Regions from separate parts of the Homo sapiens genome. Here regions 2, 3, 4, 5, 6 and 7 are each linked to region 1. The links are chromatin loops, found by intact Hi-C in ENCODE. Cell type or tissue: PC-3. All regions are shown on one strand. Region 1 overlaps PDE4D (phosphodiesterase 4D). Region 2 overlaps PDE4D (phosphodiesterase 4D). Region 3 overlaps PDE4D (phosphodiesterase 4D). Region 4 overlaps PDE4D (phosphodiesterase 4D). Region 5 overlaps PDE4D (phosphodiesterase 4D). Region 6 has its middle 150 kb from the start of PDE4D-AS1. Region 7 overlaps PDE4D (phosphodiesterase 4D).

What was found. Hi-C counts contacts between places; a loop is a spot of excess contacts. Peaks named below come from ENCODE experiments on the same cell type or tissue, not always from the same donor. Only the 100,000 strongest peaks of a DNase experiment are listed, where the experiment ranks them.
Region 2: it touches region 1 in a loop (7-fold over the local background); 7 of 110 quality-filtered maps call a loop at or near these places.
Region 3: it touches region 1 in a loop (7-fold over the local background); 7 of 110 quality-filtered maps call a loop at or near these places.
Region 4: a loop joins it to region 1, with 12 times the contacts of the local background. A loop is called at or near these places in 12 of 110 quality-filtered maps.
Region 5: a loop joins it to region 1, with 6 times the contacts of the local background. A loop is called at or near these places in 58 of 110 quality-filtered maps.
Region 6: it touches region 1 in a loop (9-fold over the local background); 25 of 110 quality-filtered maps call a loop at or near these places.
Region 7: it touches region 1 in a loop (12-fold over the local background); 86 of 110 quality-filtered maps call a loop at or near these places.

What each region holds. Positions count from the first base shown.
Region 1 is chr5:59,798,715-59,802,714 of GRCh38, forward strand. All of the region lies in intron 1 of PDE4D (phosphodiesterase 4D), which reads right to left. Among named protein-coding and RNA genes, the nearest start is that of PDE4D, 93 kb to the right of the region's middle. RefSeq lists an enhancer at 1,764-2,294. In PC-3, a CTCF peak has its summit at 1,568 (motif pointing left); a DNase peak (open chromatin) is centred at 797; H3K4me3 peaks cover 1,350 bases; H3K27ac peaks cover 1,633 bases.
Region 2 is chr5:59,659,160-59,663,159 of GRCh38, forward strand. All of the region lies in intron 1 of PDE4D (phosphodiesterase 4D), which reads right to left. Among named protein-coding and RNA genes, the nearest start is that of MIR582, 43 kb to the right of the region's middle. In PC-3, a CTCF peak has its summit at 1,769 (motif pointing left); no DNase peak of the experiment used is centred here; H3K27ac peaks cover 2,042 bases.
Region 3 is chr5:59,744,361-59,748,360 of GRCh38, forward strand. The region is part of intron 1 of PDE4D (phosphodiesterase 4D); the gene reads right to left. Among named protein-coding and RNA genes, the nearest start is that of MIR582, 43 kb to the left of the region's middle. In PC-3, a CTCF peak has its summit at 2,309; DNase peaks (open chromatin) are centred at 421, 1,251 and 2,131; H3K4me3 peaks cover 1,144 bases; H3K27ac peaks cover 3,553 bases.
Region 4 is chr5:59,722,708-59,726,707 of GRCh38, forward strand. The region is part of intron 1 of PDE4D (phosphodiesterase 4D); the gene reads right to left. Among named protein-coding and RNA genes, the nearest start is that of MIR582, 21 kb to the left of the region's middle. In PC-3, CTCF peaks have their summits at 1,975 (motif pointing right) and 2,105; a DNase peak (open chromatin) is centred at 364; H3K27ac peaks cover 1,305 bases.
Region 5 is chr5:59,516,021-59,520,020 of GRCh38, forward strand. All of the region lies in intron 1 of PDE4D (phosphodiesterase 4D), which reads right to left. Among named protein-coding and RNA genes, the nearest start is that of MIR582, 190 kb to the right of the region's middle. In PC-3, no CTCF peak of the experiment used is centred here; DNase peaks (open chromatin) are centred at 2,111 and 2,411; H3K4me3 peaks cover 369 bases; H3K27ac peaks cover 2,535 bases.
Region 6 is chr5:58,884,976-58,888,975 of GRCh38, forward strand. No RefSeq gene overlaps it. Among named protein-coding and RNA genes, the nearest start is that of PDE4D-AS1, 150 kb to the right of the region's middle. In PC-3, CTCF peaks have their summits at 1,836 (motif pointing right) and 2,037; no DNase peak of the experiment used is centred here.
Region 7 is chr5:59,387,781-59,391,780 of GRCh38, forward strand. The region is part of intron 1 of PDE4D (phosphodiesterase 4D); the gene reads right to left. Among named protein-coding and RNA genes, the nearest start is that of MIR582, 310 kb to the right of the region's middle. In PC-3, a CTCF peak has its summit at 2,463 (motif pointing right); no DNase peak of the experiment used is centred here.

The sequences.
Region 1 (4,000 bases):
TTTCTTCAAACCATCAGTAAAGTGTGGTACAATGCAGAAATCCCATGTGTGAACAAGTTTTGTTTTGTTGGGGCAGAGGGAAGGCTGGTGGTTGGGAAAACTAAGGAAGGGGCTCAGTTCTACCTTGAGCCTCTGTGGTATGGAAAAAAGAGATGATGACAGCTACTGTGAGAGAACTCCTAAACGCAACCAATTTGGCTGAAGCAGAGATGTGGGGCCTGGTGTGATCAAGGATTCATAAAAGCTTTGGAGAGAAAGCAGAACTTTTCACAATCTGTACGATGGGGATTGCAGCCAATTTTATTTAGCCCTCAGGAAATAGGGTGACCCCAGTTGACCCCCAGGGGAAAAAATTCCCTATCTCATAAACAATAAAAATCTTAACTAAAGTTTAATATGATAGCAACCAGAAACAAGGCTTCCTGTTGTCCTCAGACAACCGAAAGTTCATATTCACACACCCAAGTAACCACACCCCCAGCCCCTGCACTGTGCAAGTGAACAGTTTCATTGACAACTTTGGGGTCTGTTTTGATCTTGGAGATCTTGGAGTTAACTGCAGAGAATGACTGGAGTGGATTTTATGAAGAGGTATTTTATAAATGCTTATGTGTAATGATGAGGGAAATTGAAGAAAGTGAAACAAACAGTAAAACCACATGGGAAGAATTCCCGCAGAACATGAGAAACAGAACTTGACTTAATGAATAAAATAACAGATGGCATCTCATTTTTTATTGGGTGTGTAAAGAATGAGAACCTGAAATGCAGGTTTGGTTATTCAAGTGAATTAGTAAAGGAGATTTATGGTTTTGGAAGAATCAGCAGTCATGGGGGGGCAGGAAATGGTTATAAGTGACTTTTAGATTCTGTGCTTGGGTGACTAATGACAAACATAGCATAGTAAACCATCGGACCATATCATGCAAACAGGCTGTGTGAATTAATTTTGTTTTGCTTTGTCTTGCTGGGGAAATTAGAAGGCTTAAACAAAGCAGAGAGAAGACATCTATTGGATTGTCCAAAATACTGTAAAATTTTGGCAATGTGGTATCTATACCAGGCAACTACAACTTCTGTCTTATTTGGTTTAGATACCCAAGGAAGTACAGGGGTACTCTGAAATTTACTTCGAGATACAAATCTTCAATTATTCACAAGCTGGCAGCACAGGTCTTTAAGTCTATTGTCCTTGTACTTCCCTAGAACACATCATCTTGGCACCAGATCTGCTTTACCTCTCAGAAGTTTAGAGCAAAATTCTACGAAAGGCAGGACTTTTAACACTCCCTCACTGTGGGGTGTTTAAAAAGACTATTATGGGGAGAAAAATGAATTGCTGAATAAGTAGTATGTGGAAGAAAGGTCTGTGTTGAATGAAGGGAGGTCTAGTCATTAAAAAAGAAAAAGAAGGCTCAAGCCACAGAGTTTTTATCGTGTGCCTCAGCCACTGGGGAAACAGTTTCAGTGCAGTATTATATATGAAATGTTTCCTATTAGAATCAAAGTTCCCACAATGGAACATGTGCGACAATACTAACTAAACACTACCATCTAGTGGCCAGTTTTGAGAACTACAAAAGCTCGCAAAGTGCATTAAAAACACCGTGAAAGAAATGCAACAACCAATGAAAAGATGTTTAATTTTCCCTTAGTATCAGGGAAAATAATTGATCACACTATATAGTAAATGAAGATATGTGTATCAAGTGCTGCTATTCTCAATTACCCTTAAAACTTAGATGGGCTTGCAGGGAGTCTCAAGTGCATGTTTTGCTGTTTATAGCACCAGTGTAGAGATATTTCCACCAATGACAAATAGGCTGTAAAACATAAAATCCTTTAGAAAAGTGATAAAAATACAATCAGTATGAGGACTTTGCTTCCTCTTCCCCTCCCCACCCCTACCCCCCTACTATCCCTCACACCTAACACCTCTCACAAGTTGCTATTGTATAGCTGGCATAGCTGGAGGAGTAGAAAGAGTGAGCTCACAGTCAGCAAAGCTGTGTGGTGCCTTTGTTCCACACACTTCTGGCTGTTTGAGCCTAGGTTAGTCACTTAACCTTTCTAAGACTCACTTTCTAAAAATACGCAAATATGTAAATTGTTGCTCTTCCAGTCTCCCTGGGTTTAGGGGAAAATAGAATGTGTACAAAAATGCATTGTAAATGCAAATGTGCCATACAAAATTGCTATTAGTTTTAAAATCTCTAAGTGAGGATGATGAGGATGTGAATCTGATATTTGAAGGTGCTAAACATTTTTTTAATTTTTTTTCAAAAAGCCATTTTTCTTAATATTGTTGATTTCCTGAGACAAATATCTTTGATCTGGGTTGAATAATTGTGGGAATTCTCAAGTTTATCCTGCCCCTATACACGCAGCAAAAGAAAGCTAATTAACTTGTCCAAATTTTTACATTGAATCAAAGACGAGACTGAGAACAACTGTCATAGCTTGAGTGTTGAAGTTTATCAATCTAGGAATCCTATTGTGTTGTTAATGTTTCCCCAGTAGTTTCAGTAAGTAATGTAAACCCATGAATCTAAATTATAAAATGGCTACAGGTAAACCATGACACCAAATTTCACTTCATATTTCATTATTCTAAGATACAAGGGCAGAACCTAAAGAAAGGGTAAAATAAAATGGACTTACATTAGACTTACTGACACCATCATTATTTGAGAAAGAGCTATTTCCTAGGTATATTTTAGGAACTTATCTGGTGATATCTATCTATCTACTAACTTTAGGAGTGGGGTGGAATTAATTCTTTTTACAAGATTAGTGAAGTTAGAAACAACTAGTTTCTAATTGATTAAATGTAACCTATTTTCAAGTATCTTCATATGACTGAAATCAATCTGTTTTATTTTCCAAACCAGTGGAATAGACACAGAGTCATTACAACCAGAATGACATGGCATTGTTACAAATCTTAGTATTAAAGCAATACTTCTGTTTTTATGTATAATTATTTTATAATGGAAAATGTCCCTCAAAATCAGACGATTTGTTCCACAATGAATCATCTACTCCAAACAACTCTGTTCCAATAATTAATGACAAGAACAACAAACACTTACCCACCAGATCCTTATGGTAAAGCTAACTTCAGACAGGAAATGCAGAACTCAGCAGAGTTCATTATTTTTCATTTCTAGATCAGAACAAGTTTATCTAAGACTCCAAATAAAGTTCATGCTTTGTGCAACGTGCAAATGACAGTTCATTATATTTTCTTGTTTCACAGAGAAAAACTCAGAAGGAAAACATCTACAGGAGATACAAATAAAGAAGGGCTAGGTGTTTCTGAAAATAATCTTCCAGAAAAAAAAAGTGGCCCTCTTGAAACTCATCAGGAAAAAAAGTACTTAAGAAACTCTAAAACATTTTTATGTGTTAGAATCACCGGGGTAATTTTGGCAATCTCTATGCCCAGATCACAGCCCACATCAATTAGAAGAGAACCTCTGGGACATGAAGATCAGTTTTTTGTTTTGTTTTGTTTTTGTTTTCATTTTTTTTTTAAAGTTCTCTAGGTGATGCCAACACGCAGCCATATCCCACAAACACTTTAGTTAAGAAATACATACTTTGAAGCAGGAAAGTAATGCCCTTTTTGGGGAAAACAGTCATTATATGATCACAGATTATTTTTATAACTTCCATATTCTTTTTTTTTTTTTTTTTTTTGAGACAGAGTCTCACTCTGTTGCCCAGGCTGAAGTGCAGTGGCGTGATCTCAGCTCACTGCAACCTCTACCTCCCAGGTTCAAGCGATTCTCCTGCCTCAGCCTCCCAAATAGCTGGGATTACAGGTGCAAACCACCACGCTCAGCTAATTTTTGTATTTTTAGTAGAGAGGGGGTTTCACCATGTTAGCCAGGATGGTCTCGATCTCCTGACCTCATGATCTGCCTGCCTCGGCCTCCCAAAGTGTTGGGATCACAGGTGTGAGCCACTGTGCCCAGCCTCCATATTCTTACATGAG
Region 2 (4,000 bases), 140 kb before region 1:
AGATTTGCAACAAATGCCTAATGGGAGAATTTGCTTAGAATGAATCACTTGGGTGGGTGAACAAACTTACTGGTTCTGCATCAGCAAACATAGAGTAAATAGTGTCTTAATTTTCTTTCCAAAGACCAGAAGAATTTTGAAAAGAAAAATAAAACCCTAAAATATTGTTATGTCACACAAGAAGTGGAAGTAAACAGGCAGAAAAAACTTCTAAAGCTAAGCACTTAGGAACTGAGTGTTAGTAAAGAGAAACAACCAACTGCATTTTGGTTTCCTCTGTAAGCTAGCTGAGTGGAGAAAACTGTGAAGAAAATGAAAATCACAACTGATAAGTGCTTTTCTTCTCAAGGTGTGGCCTCCAGGCCTTTCCGATAATTATGTCATAAGAAGAGATTAGGAGTCTTCGTAGGTAAGAAGTCTTAAGGACAGTCTATTCAAAAATGTTTTTCATTTGGTACTCTGTTACAGCTATCTCCTTTCTCTGACAGTGTCCAGCTACAGTAACATCTATATCAAACTGCCTAAAGAATTTTAGCAATATTTTGATAACTCATCTATCATAATGTTCCCTTGCCCAGCCATCAAAGGGCAATCCTTCTGCTACAGTGTGCACGAAATGGTCTGAACCACACCACACATCCTTGAGCTCTGAATGCATCAAGATACCAGCAGTTAGAAGATTCCTATTCTCTGACAACTCTCTCATAACAAACTTGATTTATTAAAAAATAAATATTGAAGTAGGCCGGGCATGGTAGCTCATGCCTGCAATCTTACCACTTGGGGAGGCCGAGATGGGTGGATTGCTTGAACTCAGGAGTTTGAGACTCACCTGGGCAACATGGCGAGGCCCCATCTCTACTGAAAATGCAAAAATTAGTCAAGTGTGGTGGCATACACCTGTAGACTCAGCTACTCACGAGGCTAAGGTACAAGAATCACTTGAACCCAGAAGGCAGAGGCTGGCTGCATTGAGTCAAGATAATAGCACTGCACTCCAGCCTGGGCAACAGAGTCTCACTCTGTCGCCAAAATAAATAAATAAATAAATAAATAAATATTGAATTAGTAACTTTTGCATTTCATCCCTTGGTAATACATATTTCTTCTGAAGGTAATAGTATTTTATTCTAATGAACTCTTTCTGCCCCATGTTTAGTAAGCAGAGCTCATTTGTAACCATTTGGGCTTCAGACAAAAAGCTTTTCTAAGTTTTGTTTTTATGAAACCAATATTTAAAACCACTTCCTTTTATTTATTTTTTCTCTCTCAAAAACAAATGTCCATGAGGCTTCATTATTTTTTTCCTCCCTTTTCTAATTTCTTCTTTTTGAAAGTAATTTATTTTCTAAAATTGAAGAGCCACCTGACTACAGTTACTTTAGGGTAACTGAATGTGGTTGTGCTTTTGCCTTTTAAAGAGTTAGTTCTGACTACATTCATATAAGGCTTTGTTTTCAAGGATGTCTGGAATTCAAACCCCTGGGACTGAGAATATCACCCAGGAAAAAAAGATGCCAAATTGAACTAAAAGGCTACTTTACAATTTTGACCTGTGGATTTTATTTAATGAGGGACAATCAACAAGGCTAAGTAAAATAGTTCCTGGAATATGTCTGACAGTCATATGAATAGGATAAAAGCTGCTGAAACAGTGCTCAAAGCAAGTTATCACCAATTCTGAATTCTGAATATTGCACCTAAATTCACAACGATAATAGCTATTTTTAAAAATACCACTCATTATGTCTTCAAACTCTAATCTACCACTCTTAGATCATAATGCCAAGAGTAACCCCTACTGGCCAGTCTATTTTATGGCTAATGCTGAAAGGATACAGGAGAAAGGGTGGTTTTACTGATATATTTATAATCCCAGGAGCAGTTTGCCAGCACTGCATTTTCATGATAATATTATATATATATATATATATATATTTTGTCATCTAGCTCCTCCAGTGATACTCCTGAAGATTTAACATACTTTACTTTTACAAAGTTTTAATAACTATAAACATGTTGAACATTTTAAATTTCTGGCAATATAAATAATATTTCTAAATCAACAGATAAAAGGAATTCTGCTCACTTTAAATAGCTTTTCCTTAGTATTACTTTCTGAAGAGGGCAAATTATCAAATGATGTTTAAAAACTCCATTACCTGCTCCAAGTTAAGGGGCGAGACAGGGCACAGAATGAATACAGTGGGGGTGTGTCATTAGGATGCTAATTTACACAACAAAAATTAATGACAGATAAAGTCAGCAGCATGTTGACATGTCCAGCCCACATGCCCTACATTTTGTCTACTTACAAAGTGACATATGACTCTAGATGTTTGCATAAGCAACATGGAGATTCCCTTCATTATTGCATGTTTAGGTTGCTAGTAATTGAGTCATACTCCTGAGCTAAATTAGGTAAATAAACTTGTGTATAAGGAAGTTACCATGCAATCCTATTAATTTTCCATATCAAGATATCCAGGAATAAAGCAGAACTTAGACAGATTCTAGAAAAAATCACACATAGGGCAACATTCTCACTTCTTCCTGGCCCACTGCATCTCTTGCATTCTTTATGGGTTTGTAAAAATCAGGTTAAAATAAACTAAGTGTAGTTCATTTCACACAGGAAAGAAAGTATAAATGAGCATTGTAGGCCAGGATAAAGCTGTGGCTGGGGATAGGCATTCTGTCCTGTTTGCCTGGGGTGCTAATTTTATGAACATTATATGCTATTATAGACTATATTATTGTTCTCAACAATTCACTCTTTTGCCACTTGAATGTTCAGGCGTTCTGGGAGGGGGGATATATTGCTGAGACCCATTGTCTGGTTAGCCACAAACTTGCTTGGGCTAATGGAATGTGAGTGGAGATGACAGTCTGTCATTTTAGATCAAAGGCTTTAAGAAGCATTACGTGCTTCCCCCAGCCTCTTGCTCTTTACCCTGGGCCACAGTTCCGTTGTCAGAGTTCCAACCAGCTGTACTCTGGGCAAGGTTGAGCCATTTCCTCTACTTTCTTCTAATGGATGGAATGGTCTAACCCATTGAATTGACAGGAAAACAAGAAAATACTTTGGCTGGAAAGAAACTCTTACAAGAGCTCAGGCTAAACCCTAAGGAATTCAGACTTCTCTTTGAAAATCTTATTTGTCAATGGTCACAATTCAGGAGAAAGGACAAGGTATACTGCAACACCTGGGCCTCATTTTTGCTGACAATGGAGCAGATGGAGTGATTATCTGTAACCTTATTTGCACTGACCCTGAATATCTGTTGTTTGTCAAAACCATTTGAATCCTTTTAGTTTCAGTTTCCCACACGTATAATCTTATTACTCATAAAGTTTACTCTAAAGCAAGGTTTAAAATGAAATCTCATGAGAATTAAACATCATTTGTACACTTAGATTGCCATTCTTAAAAAAGTTACATAAATTCAGCAGAAAGAAAGCACTATTTTAAGAAAACCACCTTATCCTCTCCTTTTAATTGCTTCTAAGAAACTGGGCAAACCACCCTCAATGAAAATAATTTGAATAATAACATATCCGTTCTCTTATATTTTAATTTTATAATATTCCATATGTGAAACAATGGGGTAAATATTGAAGATGAGAGTGGGTGAGAGTCCTAGATTCCAGAAAGATAACTTTTACTTCTGCTATTTATTATTAATTTTCTTCCTTTCAAAATAGAGTTTTGTAAATTGCAGCTATTTCTAATTCTACTCAAACCTTTGACAAAGAAGGAGATGTATACACAAACACATTAAAGAAAAAAATAAATGGTTACATTTTAAGTTGGAAAATATTATTCCACTTTAAATATATCCTAAGTTTAAAGAAAGTATTTATTGTGAGCCAAGGCTTCACATTAAATTTTGCAATTTGTCTCCTTAATACTTCTAGAACAAAAGTTAATTATTTCTTAACCACTTACATAGGAAATAAGATTTAGAAATTACTCAACTCACTTATTTCTGCTGATATT
Region 3 (4,000 bases), 54 kb before region 1:
GAATATACTTTAATATTCCTATATTGTAACCCACAACTTTTGATCACTTTACAAGGTCAAACTTTGTTATTGCTGAGCATCACAGTAATCCAATGACTATAACAAAAAGCTGATGACCTTAACTTTCCAGGTGGCCCTAGTATAAAGCCTGACTTTGATGTATCTAAACAAGCACAAATATAGAACTCATCATGAGGTCTATTAGAATCATAAAATCTTCTGAGAGGAAGCTATCTAGAGCCACCCTGCTTAAGAGATTTAAAAGCAGACAGATCAAAGCATGTGTCATTGAGAATCCTGCTGGTTGTCATGAGAGAAGGGGTAAAATTACAAACCCATTCAGTTGTATCCATTACTGTAATGACCTGAAATAGACTAGAATGATGAAAATGAAGGGTGAGTAGCATTGGGTCATAATAATAGTAATCACATATCATGTGACAGTAGTATTGAATTTTTCTTTTGTACAGCAAAGACAGTGTTGTATTTTTTTCCTGGATAGCTATGGTAACAAGCTTTATTTCTGAATGCCTGATTTCCTGTCTATAGACCCACACATCTGAGTAATATGCCTATCCCAAACATTCATTGTGATATCAAGGATGAGTCAAAAAACAAGATGGACATATGCCAAACAATTTTATGTGAAGGGTAAAATCTGTATTTCCATTGATTACCAAACTGAATTTTGCACAGGTAAAAAGCAATGGTGTCACATAATCCTGCATCTTATCAGCTTTCACATCTCATGCTTTCTTCAATGAATATGGTGTTCAGATTATATGGTTAGGGAAAGAAGAGGCTAAAAATGCCTACATATCTAGCATGCTGAAAGAAAAAGTCTAGAACAGAAAGGTTCTCTTTTCAGGATAAGCCAGTCTCTAGAAGTTAGAGCTTAGGACAATCTCCAGGGGAAAAATTCTCGGGTGATGCTAGTTATAATTCTATGCTCCATGGAGCCTTCAATTGACTGTGTATTTCTTAGAGTTCTCCCTTTAAAATATATTTCTCTTCAAATTGACGCTATGCCTCTTTTAAATGGGCCACCCTGTATATTCTGAATGAGCTTTTTCCAGTAAAGAACTGTGTTGATGTAAATCTACGTTGGCAAGAGCGTCATCAGAGTCAGCTGGGAGTGACAGGCATGTTCTAGCCAATTCTGGACAGTGTGTTGAAATATGCTTCCCAGGCTGCAAGAGCAAATGCACAAAAGCAAGCCCACGTCTTGACAGGGGTGACGTGCTGATCAGCAAAGCCCTGGCTCTGTGAGAACATAAAATACGCACCAGGAGCATTTCTTGAGGAGAAGCCAACCAATCAATCACAGCAAGAGCCACATAATCCTTACAGGTTAAAAGGTGCCAGAGCTTACCCTTTTCCTTAGGGCAAAAAAAAAGAAAGAAAGAAAAAAATGTTTGCACATGTTGCTTGCAGGGCGCACTCCTAAGACACAGAAGATCGTATTTCCTAATAACTGCCAGCCAGTACAACTAATATAAATATGCAAGCAGGCAGTAAGAACCAACAATTCAAACTCCAAAGAGAAAGCTATACATTTCATATTTGTTTTATTAACAATTATGATAATGAAAATATTCCTGTATAAATGTTAAAACCTGGCATCATCTTGTAAAAGTATTTCATGCCAACACATAAAACCTATTTATTTAAGAAAAGCAATATCATTGTGATAATTATGTGTATAAACTGTTGTGACAAATGCAATATATATATTTTTTCAAAAATATTTTTCAGTTCTTCAATATCTAGGCTGAACATCATATTCAAGAACAGGATTTTGTGTCCAAATCATGGAAAAAATGGCAATTTCATATTAGAAAATCTGTGCCAGGGCTATACATCTGCAAACTAGCAATTTCCCAATTGTTTTTCTGTATCTTCTGTCATCTGTCTCATTCTTGGAGCATACACACACGGCCAAGATGTGAGAATAATATGACTTTACCAGACAGGAATGTTGAAGTGAAGATGACTGGGCAGACCTGGCCAGTCTGGTACCCACCACCTCTCCCCTCAATTTCTATAAATGCAGTGAGGATGAATTACTGTTTCTGGAACTAATTAAATAGACCAAAGAAACCGGCCATCCCAGCAGAGGAGTTTGTGCTTGTCTGACTACATGGTCTTAAAACCAAGGTCCTTGTCTTGAATACACAACCGTCACCACACAAAGTCCAAGACTGCCAGGTCATTGCTCATCACCAGATGGCTCTGTAAATCCCCTACTTTGAAATCCCCAGCCTTCCCCAATTCCTGCAAACTCGCCAGCGTGACTCCTAGCGTTCAGTCTGTCATCAGCAAAATCTCCTTATGCTCCTGTATCTTCAGCATGTTCTCTGACTTTCCTGCACCATCTTGCTCTGACACTACTGGCTGCCCACCGAGAATACGGATTTACTTCAGCCCTCTGATGCAGTGGCTATTTTTCCTTCCACATGTTTGTACCTCTGCCCCTAGTGAAGTAGGAGTCTTTCTCATTCTTCTCTGCTGCTTCCAGACCATGATCTCTTCCTTGCCCTAAAATGTCTTTGTAACTCACATCATTAATCTGCTCCCCTCCTAATCCAGTTTTCTACTGACCTAAAGGTCTCTCCTCTCAGTCTTTAAACATTTTAGCCCTGTCTCTCTCCAGCGCAAACTCTTACATAACTCATAATTATCTTTTCCTCCCACGGTCTCCCAGTTTCTGGATCTCCCTTCAGATAATCTTACCTGAAACCTCCTTTCCTTACCATAAGCAAGGCCTTGCCATGACAGATAACGGTGCCCCATAACCACTGTTAAGCGTCTCTCCCTACCTTCTCTCTTTCTAGCTCATCCCCTCCAGTATTCTGACTCCAAAAATCTTCCAAACCCAATGAGTCCTCCAGTGCATTGACCTTAGAAGTTGTTCTGACCCTCACCAAACTTATGTCCCCTTTTCCTTAGTGAGCTTAGAGTAAATATGGCAGCATAATCACTTCTTTGCATATCCTTTTAAAACTCAGACTTCACTGAAATATCTCATCTCTGTTAAACCAACCTTTTTCAAACCGTGCTTGTTGTGGCCTAAGCAGTCAATGATAGTTGAGGAAAAACACAACCATGATGACTTTGAATTTGTAACTACTGGCCTGAGGTGGCTCCTTAGTGCCGTCTGGGAATTTCACATTTCTCTAGACAAAGCACTCTCTCCTCCCAGAGATGATGGATCATTTCTCACCTTCTCTCTCCTCAAACCTCCAACATCTGTTCTCTGTCTTTACATTGATGAGCTTATTATTTTATCACAAAATAGAAGGAATTAAGAGACACTTTTCATACACTCTGAAACCAGATCTATCAAGATACTGACCTCCTATACTCTCAGACTGTCCTACTCTTCTTTCTCATTTATTGTGAGGACTGAACAATCAGCACTCCCATTAAGGGCAACTCCTTGGCTTGTGCACTATCTGAACTTCTCCTTACCCCTATTCCCCCAAAGCCTCCTCAAGAATATTGCTCCTGCAATTGTCCCCAGTTTCTCATGATCAAATGTCCCCTTTCTGCTGCTTCTTTCTCAAAACCACACAAACATAATACAATTGACAACACACCCTTTGCCCATATCTCATTTTTCTTCCTATCCCCTCCAACTGACTTTACAACAAAACTCCAAGAGTTAACAATTGCCACCACTTCTTTTCCCATCATCTCTTGAATCCACTTGACTTAGTCCTTTTATAAGGAGGCCTTCACCTCCAGATACTCACAACTTTGAGTAGTCCTCTCTCACACTGTACCAGGGTTGGCACATGTGAGCAGAAGAATATGGCAGAGTAATAGTGTGTTGCTGCCAAGTCTGGGTCATAAAAGTCGTTGTGGCTTCTACTTTGCACTCTCTTGAATCACTGACTCCTGTGCCTGAGGTAGGAACACCCAGCCATCCCATTACTGGGTACATACCCAAAGGATTATAAATCATGCTGCTATAAAGACACATGCACATGTATGTTTA
Region 4 (4,000 bases), 76 kb before region 1:
CTTATAGGTGAAACCTATCATAAGAAACAATGTTATATGTTGAACATTTAAGCTCCTTGTATACCAGGACATTACTAGGAATTTCACTTGAATCTAACTGGGCTCAGTATACTCCTATATACCAAAAGCCTTTATTGTTGAAGGTGCATAGTAGGAATTCAGTATATATACATGGAATAAACGTGTTTGCCCTTTTTCTGTTGTTGAATGCTTTTGGAAATTCAAGGAATGAATGTGAATGCTTTCTGATTTTTTTACAATTGCTTCATTATTATATAGTCATGGTTCAGCCTTCTTTATAAACTAATAATCTTACTAAATGCTTTCAACACTGATCAGGATGTGACTCACCTCTGTGTCAAATACAGAAGGTACTGAAGTCACATCAAAACCAAAGCAATTTTCATCCCTCATATTCAGGTCTAGTGGAATAGAACAGGAAAAGAGAATCTGCATATACCTTCAATGTTCTTGGGTGACAGAATACCTTAAAAAAACAAGTATACAAGGCGTTTCCTAGGACAGTCAAATGATGAAATATGGGCTTCAATCTCCTGGGTCCTCTAGTTTTCTCATGACCAGTATGTGAATATAGGCAAATTACCTGAATAACTCAACATGTTTTCTTACCCATATAAGAAAAGGAGAGTAAATACCTCATAGAATGTGGTAAAACTAAATGAGACATTACATGCAAAGCATTTAACACAGAGCCTAGAACAGAGTAAATGCTCAAGAAATACGGACTATTGTTATATTTCTGGGATTTGGATAATTTTTACTAATGTGGATAAATACAGATGAGGCGATCCTACAATGAGAAAAACAGAAGTTGTGATGTGTGAGACTTTTCATTTACATACAAACGGATATGGAAAATGGATTATGGATGCAATGTCCCTGATAGGAATGGCAAGGGCCTATTTGGGCATTATACTTTATTCCTGAATCATAGAAGAAATCCTATCACCAAAATACCCATATGGGTTTTCACATTAAAAAATATTTAAACACTTTCTTTAGAGATGCATTCTGAGACCCACGTAAGGAGTTGTCCAAACTAATATTGAATGCATTTGACATGACAGCTGGGTTTGAAAAAGTGCTTTCAGCAAAAGCAGAAGCCACTGGTTAACTTTTCTCCTTGTAGTTAATTACATTAAACAATTTTATCCCAAAAAGGGAAAGAGAGATTAAAATCCAGGTTATGGAGCATTCATTGAGGTTTTCTTTTCTTTTCTTTTTCCTTCTCTCCTTCCCTCAGGTAGCAGAAAATCATGAGCTTAAAAAGAAGCTGACCTGGCAATGTTTCCCAGACTTCTTTTATTCTTGACTTGGAAAAAGGAAAAATTGAGGGATTGAGGGATGGTGATTTTACTTGGTCCTTCTAGGACCTATTTGAAGACTCTTCTAGAGTCAGGTGTTGGTTGAGGTTCACAGCTAATTAATCACTGGAAACCTGGAGAGAATAGCCTGAGGTATTACAATAACCTAGGTATGAAGGTTTCTACACCCCAAATGGCCAAATTGCTGGCTACTTCTGGGATTATCTGGACACCTGAATCCTAAAGAATATGAAGTCCCAGGATCACTTCCTCAAGATGTCAAATTACTCTGATAGAGAAAGATAATTTTTATCTTATTTATTTTTTCCTTTCCAACCTTTATTTTAGGTTTAGAGGGAACATAAGCAGCTTTATTACATGACTAAGTTGCATTTTGTAGGGGTGTACAGATCATTTTGTCACCCAGGTAATGGGCATAGCACATGATAGGTAGTTTTTTGAGAAAGATGATTTTCAAGCAAGACTGGAAACAGAACAGGTAGCAGTTAGAAAATACATGTTTTTGTTTATTTATACTTAATTATGCATAAATAAAAGTGTAAATTATGAAGTCACGATGCCAGTAAATGCTTTTATTGGCTTGTCCACAGATGTCCTCCCTTCTCTAACCCCCTTTCTCCCAAAGTGGGTGTGAGTGCACCACCAGGTGGTGACATAATGAAATGACACATAGGGCATATAATGTCAGGCTGAGGAGAATTTTGGAGGTTCCAAGGATTGCTGGAAATAACTGCACAAACATGGCTCTATTACTAGAGCTTTTGTGTACTTGAGGTTTTATTTTTGTTTTTGCTGAAGCCCAATACAAATATATAACAACATTAAATTGCCATTTATGACTAGAATTTTAAAACCTAAGTCAAACATACTTTCATTGAACCTGGCTCTGCTTTTCATTTATTTTGTCACACAGGGCAAGTTATGTAATATTTTTGAACCTCACTTCTTCATCCATAAAATTCAGGATAATAATGGCTGCCATGAAATAGTTTAATTGGACCTTAAGACTGACTATCTCTCCAAGATTCTTTCCTCTTCTCCCTCCATTCCCCACCATCTCCATTGTCTACTTTGTTCCTTGGCTTTACCTTTCCTTCTGGTTTGCCCGGGGGGGATAAATACCCACTTGTACATCACCTCCTCAGGCAGCGCTGCTCAGCCCATACCTCCGTGCTCATGCCAGGACTCATATAGCCTTTAGCCTTTGCATTCTCCACACTGTTTAGTGTCACTTGTTTCCCTGAGTTTTGCTCACTGCTGGGCCTGTAGCACTGGGTCCATATTTCTATGCATCTTATTAACCTAGGCATTACACCCAAGATATAAACACATTGTAGATATTCAGTGACTTTTTGTTGAATATTTTTAAAGTATAACAAAAAGCCTTTGAAATACCAAGCAAAAAAGAGTACGTAAAAGAGCAAGAGGACTTTCTGAAGGAGTATATTCATTGCCCAAAAAAGGAGATCTATCCCTTGAGAGAGAACTGTAAATCTCTTCTACTCAGCTTGCAAATACAACTATTAAGATCAATGGAATGCACTGCATATAAAGTTGATTTATAGCCCTGGTTCTTTGTAAATGTTAATAGTAAACCTAATTTGAAATGTTATTTAAAAAGAAGCTACCATTTCAGTCTAAAGCATTTACTTTAAATCATTAAAAATTACTTTGTGTTCCTTCTCATTGGGATCTCTTGGACTTAGGAAACAATTTGAAATCCTAAGGGCTTTATTTAATTAAACAAACTCCATAAACATTAAAGTTAGTTGTTTTTTTTCATATAAATAACAGATAAGGTCCCTAAAAGATTGATTGGAATAAAGAAGACATTGATTTGAATCAGTCTCTAAACAATTATGTGACTTTGGCCAAATTAGTAAACTTCTGAGTCTCAATTTCCCCATGAAATGGTTAAGACCACCCTAAGGACTGCTATGAGGGTTGAATTATTAATGCCCACACCACTGTGTCTGGCACTGAGAAGGGTTAGCTCTCTTCTTTCATTTCATCCACACCTACTCTTCAACATATACATTTCTCTAAAGTCAATGTGTTTAATTTTTTTTAAGTTCAATGCTAACAAATATTAAATGCTTCTTTTCCCAACACTATAATTTTAACAAATGAGTTTCAGGCATATTTAAAAATGAGTTTCAGGCATTAGATCATGTGAACATAACTAATTATGTGAAACATTTTTGTCCAACTTCTACATAAATCATAGCTTCAAATTATATGGTCATAAGCCTACAAGATACTCATTGCTATGCACTGAATTATGTCCCCTTCAAAATTCACTTGTGGAAGCCCTAACCCTTTATGTAATAGTATTCGGAGATGGGTCTTTTGGGAGGTGATGAGATCATGAGGGTGGGGCCTGCAATGATGGGATTGGTGCTCTTATAAGAAAAGACACCAGAGAGCTTGCTCTTTCTCCACCATGTCAGAAGGCACTGACTGCAAGCCAGGAAGAGGGCCCCCAATAGAACCTAAACATGCTGGCACCCTAATTTCAGAACTTTCAGCCTCCAGAATTGTGAGAAAATTAATCTGTTGTTGTGTAAGTTATCCAGATTATAGTATTTTGTTGTAGCAGCTGGAGCTGACTAAAACCCTCATGTGCCAACGTAATATCGTTTTAGTTATAAATT
Region 5 (4,000 bases), 280 kb before region 1:
AAAAATTTTTAGAAGGGAAACATTATTTTAACTGTGATTCATGAACTATATGATAGAATGAAAACAATGACATTTTATATCATCTGGGACATTACTAGATGTAAAATAATTAAGTTTATTGACCTCTAAACCAGCCCAATAGGGAAAAAGGGAGTAAAGGGGAGCATCTTCTAGGCAAATGATGTTCCCATACATAGACTTGCCAGAGCATTTGCAAGATTCCCTTTAGAATCGATGTTTGGTCTCTTGCCTATCCCTCCTCCCCAGGCAGTCACTTTCTCTGGATTTTTTTTCCCTCTTTCTTTAGCTTTTCCTTCTCAGTCCTGGCAATAGGCCTTCAACACCACACCATCACCACTCCACCAATTCTGGAGGGATATGATTTTCAAAGGAACAAAGTTTTTGGAGTTGAGTTCCAGCACTAACATATGTATGGACGAAGATAACAGTCTACAGCTTTCTGTTTTCCTCCCTATTGCTCTAGAAGAAAACGCTGCCAAGAAAAAGCTACTTCTAATTTTTTCATAGAAAAAAACTGCTACTAAAGTATTTTTTTAAGAATCATTCTTTTCTTCGGGAGAAGATATTTCCAACACTTGTTGTGATCAAGAGAAATTGCAGAATATTTTTAAAATTCTTAAAAATCAATCAGAAAAAAGAGTCTGGAAGAAATTTGAGGAAGGCTTAGAAATAATTTTTATAGAAAAAGAAACATGAATCACTAACAATATTTTTAAGGCTTAAATGTATTATCAGGGAAATTAAAATTAATTAAAAAATTAGTATCATGTTACCACTAGATTGACAAAAAATTTGTCTTTCAAAAAACACGAGAGCTTTTATAAACTACATGTGATCACATATTCTTTCTCCAATACTCCTTGAGAACTACTAGATTATAAACATACATACACATACATAGGCACACACATAGGCACACACACACACATACACAGTCATTTAAGGTTAAAATACGGTAAATATTTTCTAAGTCACTTAAAATTATTGCCTGTGGATTTTTCATGTAAAATATTAAACTCTTCCAATGTTTGAACTTAATGGTTATTGAGAAATACGAAAAACTATTAGCTTTCTTGATTTAATATAGTTAATATTGCTTATAAAGGAAAGAAAAAATGCTTGGCTACAAGGTCATCTCATTTTAAGATTACATTGATTAAACATGTAGTATAGACAGGGCATCTAACCCCCATTTCACTAGCCAGCACTGAAAACTTCTTTAACCTTGCATAAAATGCATGCATATTCTTTGAAAGTCTTTTTTTGTAAACGAAGTATTAGATTTTTAATGTAAATTATAAGAAATGTAATGTTTACTAATGCCGTCAAGAATGGCAGGTCAAATTCACCTGGTTTTTAAAGATCAAATGCCTACTTTTACAGTCACCTTTCAACCTTTGTTTTAGACTCTAGGATTCGTTTGTCACAGGTTTGCCTATTTGGGCCACAGCTTCCTTATATAGGGTACAGAGCAGCATTCAAAGGTAGTGTTTAAGTATATGGACTTGGGTGCTAGATCACTGTGCACTAACACCCAGCTCAGACACTTACTAGCTGTGTGACCTGGGGTAACTTAACAGAGCCTCATTGAGCTTTGGTTTCCTCACTAGTAAAATGAAGCTGAAAGGAGGATATATTTCATAGGGTTGTAGCAGTTACATGAGTTAAAATACCTGAGCTATTTAGAGCAGTGCCTGGTTCATAGCAGGTGATCTAGGAGTGTTATTGTTCTTCACGTTATTCACATTTAATAGCAAATCATACTGCAAAAAATGGTGTCAATGTAATGGTCATTACAGGCAATCTAAGTTGCTTTTGCTCTTGACAGTATTTTACACCTTTAAAGTTTCCAGTAAAAAAGATAATGCTAATACCATTTATAAAACAGAAGAACAAAGAATTCCTTGACAATTTAAATATCTAAATTTATTAGTTAAATCAATTAATTATTTGTTGTTGCTGACTTCCACTAAAATGTGCCTAATCGTTTTATGAATGTCTTCCTATTCCAGTCAGTATTTTTAGCAGGTTTAATTCTCAAGCATTCCAATTGGATGTGCTGGAATTTGGCTCCTATTAACTCATGGTTTTGTCCTAGTGATTAATTTATCCTACCAGATTGAATAAGTATATATGTATGTACTTGTGTGTTTGTGTGTGTGTGTGTGTGTGTGTGTGTGTATAAAATTTACACCAGTGGCAAAAATAGTGATTTCATTTTGCCAGTTTGCAAGGCAAAATGATGTTTGCTATTGTATTTCTTTTGCTAAAAAAAAAAATAAAGCACGCTCGAGTATTTTTACTGTCTGCACACTATTTAACCTCATGTCTTATTGTGTAGCTGAGTCATGATGAATACAACAAGCAAACATCCTTAATGTTCTGTTTTGTCAGTGCTGGGCTGTGCACTATGGTGGCTGCCCAGGAGGAGGGGGGCAGGACATGAGCACTCACATCAAGGATCTTATATCAATTTAGGAAGATAGAACTAAAACACCCAAAACAACAGTGAGCAATACCAAATGGTTTCAGTTCAACCCATGATAGTGTACAGGAGTCGAATAAACAACAGGAATGAAAGAGGGGAAGATGGCAATAGTCAGGGAATGTTTCATGGCTGAAGGGGTCACTTATCCCCAATTCAGGCATTCGACTACCAGCTTCATGATTCTGCCATATCCACATTTCTACATCATGATTTTTGTTGTTTCTGCATCCCCTATATACTATTATTAATTTTAAAAATTCTGTAATAGACTAGTTTTTTAAAAACTGAAATAAAATGTCTTCATTTAAAGAAGAAACTTTATATCACAACTATAAATGGAAAGTCAGTAACTCTTGCCATAAATGCAGCATAAACAGAACAACCTTATTAGTTTCTATCCAGATAATGTTGCCTTCGAAAGGCACTAGGCTACAGGCCGGTGTTATCTCTGTTTATAAGACAAAGCAGGTGTTAATAAGTGTTAGAGACTTAGTAAAGCCAACATGAGACTTTCTGCTGTCCTTCCTTCTTCCCTACCATCTTTCTTCCCTTCCTTTCTTCTTTCAACTTTCCTCTTTCTCTCTCTCCCTCCTTCCTCCTCTTCCCTTCTTCCTTCCATCCTTTAGCAAATATTCATTGAGCACCTATTATGTGACAGGTACCATTCTAGGCACAGAGGATACAACAGTGAAAAAACAGAAAAAAGCCCTTGCCCTTATAGAGCTTACATTCTTGTTGGATGAAAGCAGTCAATAAACAGATAACAAAGGATACAGTAGGTCATAGGTGCTATGAATAAAAATACAGCAGGGAACGTCAAGGTGGAAGAAAAAGCATGAATAGGAAAGGATTACTGCTAAAGTAACATATGAGCGATGATCTGAAGGGCAGGATGGAACCAGCCATCCAGATACTTAGAGGAAGAGAATTCCCAGCACTGGGAACAGGTAGTGCAAAGGCTGTGATGCAGAACATGCTTGGCACATTCAGGGAACACCAGTGAAGTCAGAGTGGAGAAGTGAGTGGGTGAGGCGGACAGTGGTTTGAGAAGATGTCAGATCCAGGTCACTTGAAAGGGGCGGTAGACATAGATCATGTAGAAGTTTAACAGACATAGCAAGAATTTGACTTTGACTCTAGATGGCATGCCATTGGATGGCTTTGAGCAGAGAGCAACACGATGTGAACTAATTACTGTTTTTGTAGAATAACTCTGCTATGAGATTAGACTGGATGGGCAAAAGCACCAGTCGGAAAACTGGTTAGGAGGGTATTTCCATTAATTTAAGAGAAAGATGAGAGAACAGTCATGTGGGAAGCACAGGAAGTAGTAAACAATATTGGATTTGTTGGGCAAAGTGTATCCACCACCCCCCAAATACACACACACACACACAAATCTCTATCTCAGCACTTATGTATTTATGGTTTATAAATGAGGCTGTTTATGGGCAGGACACGGTACCTCACACCTGTAATCCCAGCTTTTTT
Region 6 (4,000 bases), 910 kb before region 1:
CCAGTACTGTGTTGAACAGAAATGGTAAGAGTGGGCATCCGTGTCTTGTTCCTGATCTTAGAGGAAAAGCTTTCAACTTTTCACCGATGAGTATGACATTAGCTGTGGGCTTGACATATATAGCCTATATTGTGTTGCGAAACATTCCTTTTACACCTGATTCGTTGAGAGCAAATTTGATGTTAATACCTCTCATTCCTACAGGGAACATTGTTTTCTTTTTTTCCAGTCTCTAAGATTGATCTTACATAACTTGACTTAAAAAATAATATTAATAATAATAAACCTGTAAAAGTAGATCACTTGGAAATTAGAAAAATAGAGTTGCTATTTGGTCTGCAGGAGGTCCTGAATCCAAACATTCTTCTCCTCTCATTAGCCCTGGCCTTAGTCTGCTCGTTAGTGGTTTCCAGAGAAACTCTACTTCTGACTTCTTGCCCTCACATTATCTAAAGATTAACCATGAAGAGTTACACTGACAAGACTATTTCTGACCCTGGCCTTTTGCTGCTTTTCCGAGGAGGCTAAGTGTGACTCAAATTAAGAAAGGGGAGAAAAACCCTTCTAAATAATGTGTGACCTATGTTATTAAACACATTCTGTAGGTTTTCACTATACACAACTAATATATATGGCCATGTGCACATGAGTGTTTTAACCCAAGGGACTGCAGAATATATCCCAATTTACTTTTGTTCTGATGGACTGCTCAGAAACTGGATATTGGGGGATTTCATTTTCAATTTGATAATCCCTATTGTGGATTCCAAGCCAGTTCCAGTCATCCCATTTCACACAAAATCTAAGAAATAGGCTCAATTTATCCATAGCTTGAAAGTAGAGTATGTGGTACATTATTCCACGAGGGCAGTCATCAACACCTGCTAATCATTACTGTATGTTTTCATATATTTTCTCTCACAACCCACCAGCACCTAATATTCTAGCTGGTAGGAGGCTTAAAATTCATCTGGTTAAATTCCTCTCTTTTATATATACAAAGAAACTGGATTCAGAAATGTGAAGTGTTGCCCAGGTCAGGCAGCTGCTAAAAGGCAAACCCAGTTGCCAACATAATTCTTTTTTGGCTCCCAAATGAGTGTACTTTCAAACCTCAGGAATCTAACTCTCCAAATAACAAGGGGGAAAAAAAACAGCTTCAGGTCTTTATTTAATAGAGGTCTTTCAAAAATCCAGAGGTCCATTACATTTGCCTAAAAAAAATAGTTATCTGTAGGAGGAAATAAAAAAGAATGTGCTATTTACATTTTAGATAGGAGGAAACTGAAGAATAGAAAATACTTCTAAGATTTTTGTGATAGTAACAAAATCAAGCATAGAGCTTTGTCAAAAGAGCTCACTTTGTAAAGTGAACCATCTTTGGACAGTAAATGTGGTAACAAGTAAAATGGTGATTCAAAAAGAAATCAAAGTGCTAGTTGCGGAATTGGTTGAGCGCCCTCTGTTTCAGGCCAAGCGACTGAGGCAGTGATTTCGGCAGATCAGGGCTCTCTGCATGGCTGAGGAGGAGAGGACAGGGCCAGGAGCATGGGCCTGGAATACGGCTCTTCAGTCAGATCCTGCGCCATAACTCCCAATCTGTGTGATCTTGGCAATTTAGGGAGCTACATCTCCTCATTTGTAAAATGTGGAAACAATTATACCACTTCATGTGGTTATTATGAAACTTGGGATCTGGTATGCAATAAGTTTTCTCATTTTCATTATCAACAAAAGAGTCTAAGCACAGATCTATGAGTTCACACAGGGCCTGTCTTAGCAGTTACCTCTTTCGAAATTTGGTGGATGGGAAATGAAAAACGCGTGCTCAGAACAGCCACTAGAGGGAGCTCTCAGGTCACCCTGGCATGGTGGAGGCCGGGCGCCCCGGCAGCCCAGATACATACCCAGGCATTCCCACCTGGTACCAGCAAGCACAGGACCTTACAGGAAACCCAACACCCTAAGGCTGAGGCCCACGGATTTGCAGATCAGATCTCCTCCTTAAGCTGAGGTTTCTGTGGGAAGGCACTTTTCAAGTAGCCTGAAACTGCTGTTCTTCACTGTGTTCAGAACTCAGTTGTGGAGTGTCTCTGACAATAGACTGAGATACTTAAACAGGAAGGAGACTGTGTGTGTGTCCATCTACTCCCGATGATAGATAAATAGATAGATAGGTAGGTAGATAGGTAGATAGATAGATAGATGACAGATAGATAGATGACAGATAGATAGATAGATAGATAGATAGATAAACAGAAGATAGCAGAGTCACAGTTGCCCCTTTATAAATGTAACCACAACTGTGCATTTCTAAGTGGGGACAAAATGGAGGGAGCTGTGGGGACTGTGGACACTCTGGGAGCCTGACCCACTGTGTGTTCTTTTAGAATTGCAGGGCCTGGGGCTGGGGCAGGGAGGGCACTGCCAATCTCTAAGTGGCACAGCACCTACAGCCTGCCTGGGTTCATTTCAGGCAAAATGTGTGTGTTCTCTTTAGGGTGAGGCAAGAGCCAAGCGCCCCAGGCCAAGGATGGAGGATGTGCTTGCCCTCATCCCAAGCCCATGTCTCTGCCCCACTGCGCCAACATCACCCCCCACCGCCCTGCTCAGGCATAACCTTCATGGTCCCTCTCTTCTCCTTACCAAATCTAAAATGCTGAGAAAGAATCTGATTTCCTTGTTTACTCCTCAGGTTGATTTAGCACTTACATCTTAAAACCTAGCCGTAATTTTTGATTTACAGGCTTTGTTTTTGCTGACTCCTTTCAACTCTCACCTTCCAGCATCTTCAACTGTCACCCCAAGCCCAGAACAGTCATCATCATCAGACTGAAGTGTCTTACCCATTGCTTCTGTGAACTTCTAAGAGCAAAAGTATGGGGAGTTTCTTCACTGAAGACGCTCTCCCTGACTTCCTGTTCTCCTCACATCCTGTCACTAAGCTCCTGGCTTCATCGGGTCAGTTCTGACTTGCAGGGGTGAAGAGAGACTGGTAGAGGCAGAGGGAGGTCACATGCTGGCTCCCAGGTCAGGGTGCAAAGCAGTCTGCAGCCTCGGAGAGAGGCTGTCTGTTGTCATTTCTCTCTGTAAGGGTCCAGGCCTTGCCATGAGGGTGAAGGTCACCCCAAAAGTCCACTGCAGTTTTCCATCCTCTAATCTGAAGCCAGACCTTTGTTCTGGCCCCTTCAGCTCTGAAGCGGCTGAACCATTTCCCTGCTGGCCTCATGTCCAAGCTCTTTGACTTTTGGGTGCAAATGATGTCTGGACAGCTGCTGGCCTTAACTTGGCGGCTGGACCTCTGGGCTCTGCTCTCGGGAAGTCTGACTCACTTTGCTGGGGTTATGCCCTCCCTGTTTCTTTCCATCTCCTCTCCCCTTTTTTCCTTTTGGGCTCAGACACTGGGCGGCCCCCAGCCCCTCTTGCTCAACCTACAGACCTCTTCAACCTCTTTTTGCCTTAGAAAAATCAGTTTTGTAAAATCCATTAACGTCCTAACAAGAATTCCAAGTCACAAGCATTCCCATTAGGGTGCCCACCTCCCAGTCATTTCTCCCCTTCCCCACCTCCCTCTGTGGGGATTTGTAGTAGAAATGCGTAGAAGAAATGCTTGTGGAAGGAACTATCATCTTTCCCTGTGAAGTCCTGAAGATCTCCCCTTAATGTTTCGAAAATAGTGGAGCCTACAATTGCTCTTTGAGTTGGGGGCATTGTTGGCCATTTGCTTGTTTTTCAACTACAAGAGCCTTTTCCCTCCTTCAAAAACCAACCACACACACAAAAACCCACATGAGCCATCCTGTCTTGGATATGCATCCCTGGGGTTAGCCCAGTGCTGGTTTTTATGTGTCTGCAAAATTCCTCCATTACCCACCCTAAATTGTCACCTCATTTCTTGCCAGTCTGGATCTACACACTGAGACCAGGAGACCATAAAAAAAGAGAGAGAGAGAGAAAGGAAGAAAGAGAAAGAAAGAAACAGAGAGAGAAGAAAAGAAGG
Region 7 (4,000 bases), 410 kb before region 1:
ATCTTTTTTTGTGGCAAGATCACTAAAAATCTACTCTTTTAGCTATTTTCAAGTATGCAATGTATTGTTGTTAACTATAGTCACCCTGAGGTACAATAGATCTCTGGAACTTATTCCTCCTGTTTAACTGAAATTTTGTGTCCTTTGACTAACATTGCCCCAGTCTTCAGCCCCCACCCATCAGCCCTGGTTAACAACCATTTTATTCTGTTTCTATGAGTTTGACATTTTTAGCTTTCACATTTAAATGAGATCATGTGGTGGTTGTCATTCTGTGCCTGACTTATTTCACTTAACATAACGTCATCCAGATTCATCCATGTGATCCCAAATGACAGGATTTCCAAAATATATAAGGAACTCAAAAAGGTCAATAGTATGAAAACAAATAACTTGATTAAAAAACAAGAAAAGGATCTAAACAGATGTTTCTCAAAAGAAGCCATACCAATGGCCAACAGGTATATGAAAAAAATGTTCAACATCACTTAATAATCAAGGAAATGCAAACTAAAACCACAATGAGATATCAACTCATACCTGTTAGTACAAAAAAGATGAAAGATGGCAAGGATGTGGAGAAAAGGGAAGATGTTTACACTGTTGGTGGGAATGTATATTCACATAGCCATTATGGAAAACAGCATCGAGGTTCTTTAAAAGCTAAAAATAGTACTACCATATTATCCAGCAGTTTCACTACTAGGTATATATCCAAAGGAAGTGAAATCAGTGTGTCAAAAAGATATTTGCACTCCCATGTTCATTATAGCATTATTTACAATAGCAAAGATACAGAATCAACCTAAGTGTTCATCAACAATGAATGGATAAAGAAAATGTGGTACACACACACACACACACACACTCACACACTAGAATTCTACCCAGCCCTGAAAAAGAAGGAAATCCATAATAACATCTTTTATTTTGGATAGAATGGACATCAAGGGTATTTGTGACAGATATACCATGAATGACATGAACCTAATATTAAATATTTATTTTTGTTGATGTAAGGAACATTAATAGCCTAGAAACTATAAGTTTTAAGATTTAGCTTAGGAACTCAAACGATGTAGCAAATATATTTCATCATGATTTGATCTATCTATATCAATCTTATAAAATTGTGTGAGCATGAGGTTTTGGGGATGAAGAGATAATGGAATCAAATTTTAGCTTTTACCCCCAAACCTTCTAGACTTTAATTGTATATTATGTAAAATGTAAGTATTTAAAATATGAAGTTCATGAATGGGTTCATGAGTCAACCGCAGGGGAGTTGGTGAAGCCCCTGAAACTATATGAAAAATTGTGTGTACATTTACATTTTTCAAGAGAGATTTGATCTAGTCAAATTTTCAAAGCACCCTGAGATACCCAAAAAGTGATAGACCCCTTAAAGAGATAATCTCTAAGAATTCTGTCTCCTTTTTCATTAACAGTTTTATAAGCTTTCTTATGAAAAGTATGTCATGTTTATGATATTTAGTAATTTCTTTGCTGAGCCTTCATTTTTAGCTATTCAAGAAATTTAAAAGTAAATTGTAAATATTACAATTAGTTTCTAAGGATTGTTTAAAATATCATTAATTATATAAAATTTTAATATATATTTTCAGTTCTTCAGCTAGGACAGACAGAGCCTCTTTAAAAGATTTTATTTGATGCTGGGAAGGGTGCTGGGAAAAGAGAACTCCTATACACTGACGATGGGAATGTATATTAGTACAGCCATAATAGAAAACAGTATGGAAGTTTCTCAAAAAACTAAAAATAAAACTATCATATGATCCAGCAATCCCACCACTAGGAATTTATTCAAAGGAAAGGAAATCAGTATATTAAAAGTACACCTGCACCCCCATGTTTATTGCAGCACTATTCACAATAGCCAAGATATGGAATCAACCTAAGTGTCCTTGATGGAACTGGAGGTCATTACAATAAGTGAAATGAGCCAGGCACAGAAAGACAGATATGGCATGTTGTCACTCATATGTGGGAGCTAAAACAGTGGATCTCTTGGAGGTAGAGAGTAGAATGATGGTTACCAGAGGCTGGGAAGAGAGAGGTGGGATGAAAAGAGGTTAGTTAATGGGTACAAGCATATAGTTAGATAGAAGAAATAAGTTCTAGTGTTCGATAACACAGAAAGGTGACTATAGCTAACAATAATTTATTGTATATTTCAAAATATCTGGAAGAGCTGAAGTGTTCCCAACACAAAAAATAATAATCGTTTGAGGTGATGGTTATCTTAAATACCCTGATTTGATCATCACACATTGTATGCATGAATCAAAATATCACATGTACCTCCTAAATATGTATAATTATTATGCATCAATACAAATATTTACAGTAAAAAGGAGATTTGAATTGTAAGAAAAAAAGAGAAGAAATTCTATTTTTGCAACTTATAATAGTTATTATTTGTGTGAGATACTCACTTGCCCACAAGATGGCGCTCTCTAATTTTGGATATACTATTTTCCCAAACCAATTTCTCAAGAAGTTATTTCTAAAGTGTTCTCTTCCCTGAAAAATAATATTTACAATAAATTATTCTTCACTACTGTTTGATTTTCATGCTTGAACATCTAACAATGCATGACAAAGTATATGTTAATGTTTTTGTGTGAGTGGATTGATGAATGGATGTTTCAGACATTCACAGAATGTTTACTAAATTTCTGCTGCATAAACAGCTTTGCACAGTGGATTTATAAACAAAGAAACAAAAGGTGTTAAAGTATAAAGAGCAAATCAGGGTTACTATTTTTCAAGTTAATATTTTTATATCCAAGAGTTTCATATTTAAATGAAAAATGATTGTTATAGACATGTAAATGTACAGCAAAGAGAAGACATCGGTTCAGTTAGGTAAAAGACCTTATAAGTTGTTGTGACTTATGAAGAACTTTAAGGTTTGTATGAGAAGGAGGTAAGGGGAAGATATTTAAGAGGCGGCAAATAACATAAGAAATAGCTTGAAATTATGTAGTCATGCCATCCCAAAATAAAATGGCCTCCCATTAGATAAGGCTAGATGAGTTACAGAGGGTGGTAAAAGTCACTCCAAGAGGAAGAAAAGGTAACTAATATTTACTGAGAACATAATATAACTCATACTGTTATTTAATGATCTTTCCCCACCCTTGAAAATACGTGGATGTGCCTCTTATTAGAGTGTTAGAATTATGGTGCTATATTTGGATATTTTGAGTAGGTTGCACTTCCCTAAATGTTGTACTAAATCCCAGTATACAGTCACCAGAGGAATAGAGATTTCCCAGAGAGGAAATCAGAGTTAAGGAGGTGAGCCTTAAGTAAGCATAGGAGGAGACTAAACTTCTCTGTCTTGATTCTCAATCTCTTGAGTAATGACTATGTCTTGTGGAGCCCTCTCTTGTGGGAAAGTTAAAGATGGCCTCTGCTGTCCAGTGTGAAGAGGGAGTCAGAAGAAGAGTTTCTCCTAGGGGACTTCATTTGAATAAGATATCTCCTATGATAGAACAAATTATCTAGTTTCATGTTACTTTGATTCTACATAGTTTGTCAGTAAAGTGTTGCTTTAAAATTCCTGCTTTGTCTCAGCTGTTAAACAAAGAAAAGGATTTTTTTAAAACCCACATTTAGATCAAATTGACTTAAAAAGAGTACCTGTCTGTCCAAAGGATGATGGTAGTGAGAACAACAATGAGAAAGACCCTGAAAAAAAGAATTCTGCTTCTCACTGATCTCTCTTTCTTCCCTTATTCCCCTAAAGTCATCTCCAAATTAGGAGTCAGAGGGATCTTGTTAACATCTGTTTAAAGGTCTTTGTTTAATAAGGCAAAGCCACTAGTAAGATGAATAGAGCTCTGAGTCCCCTTCTGTTTCATCTCCAACTTTTTCCCTTATTCTCCACTTTGCTACTTCACTCCAGCCACCAGGACCTTCTTACTGTCCCTCCATGATGGCAGGAGGACTTTTTGTACCTCCTTCATGTTTG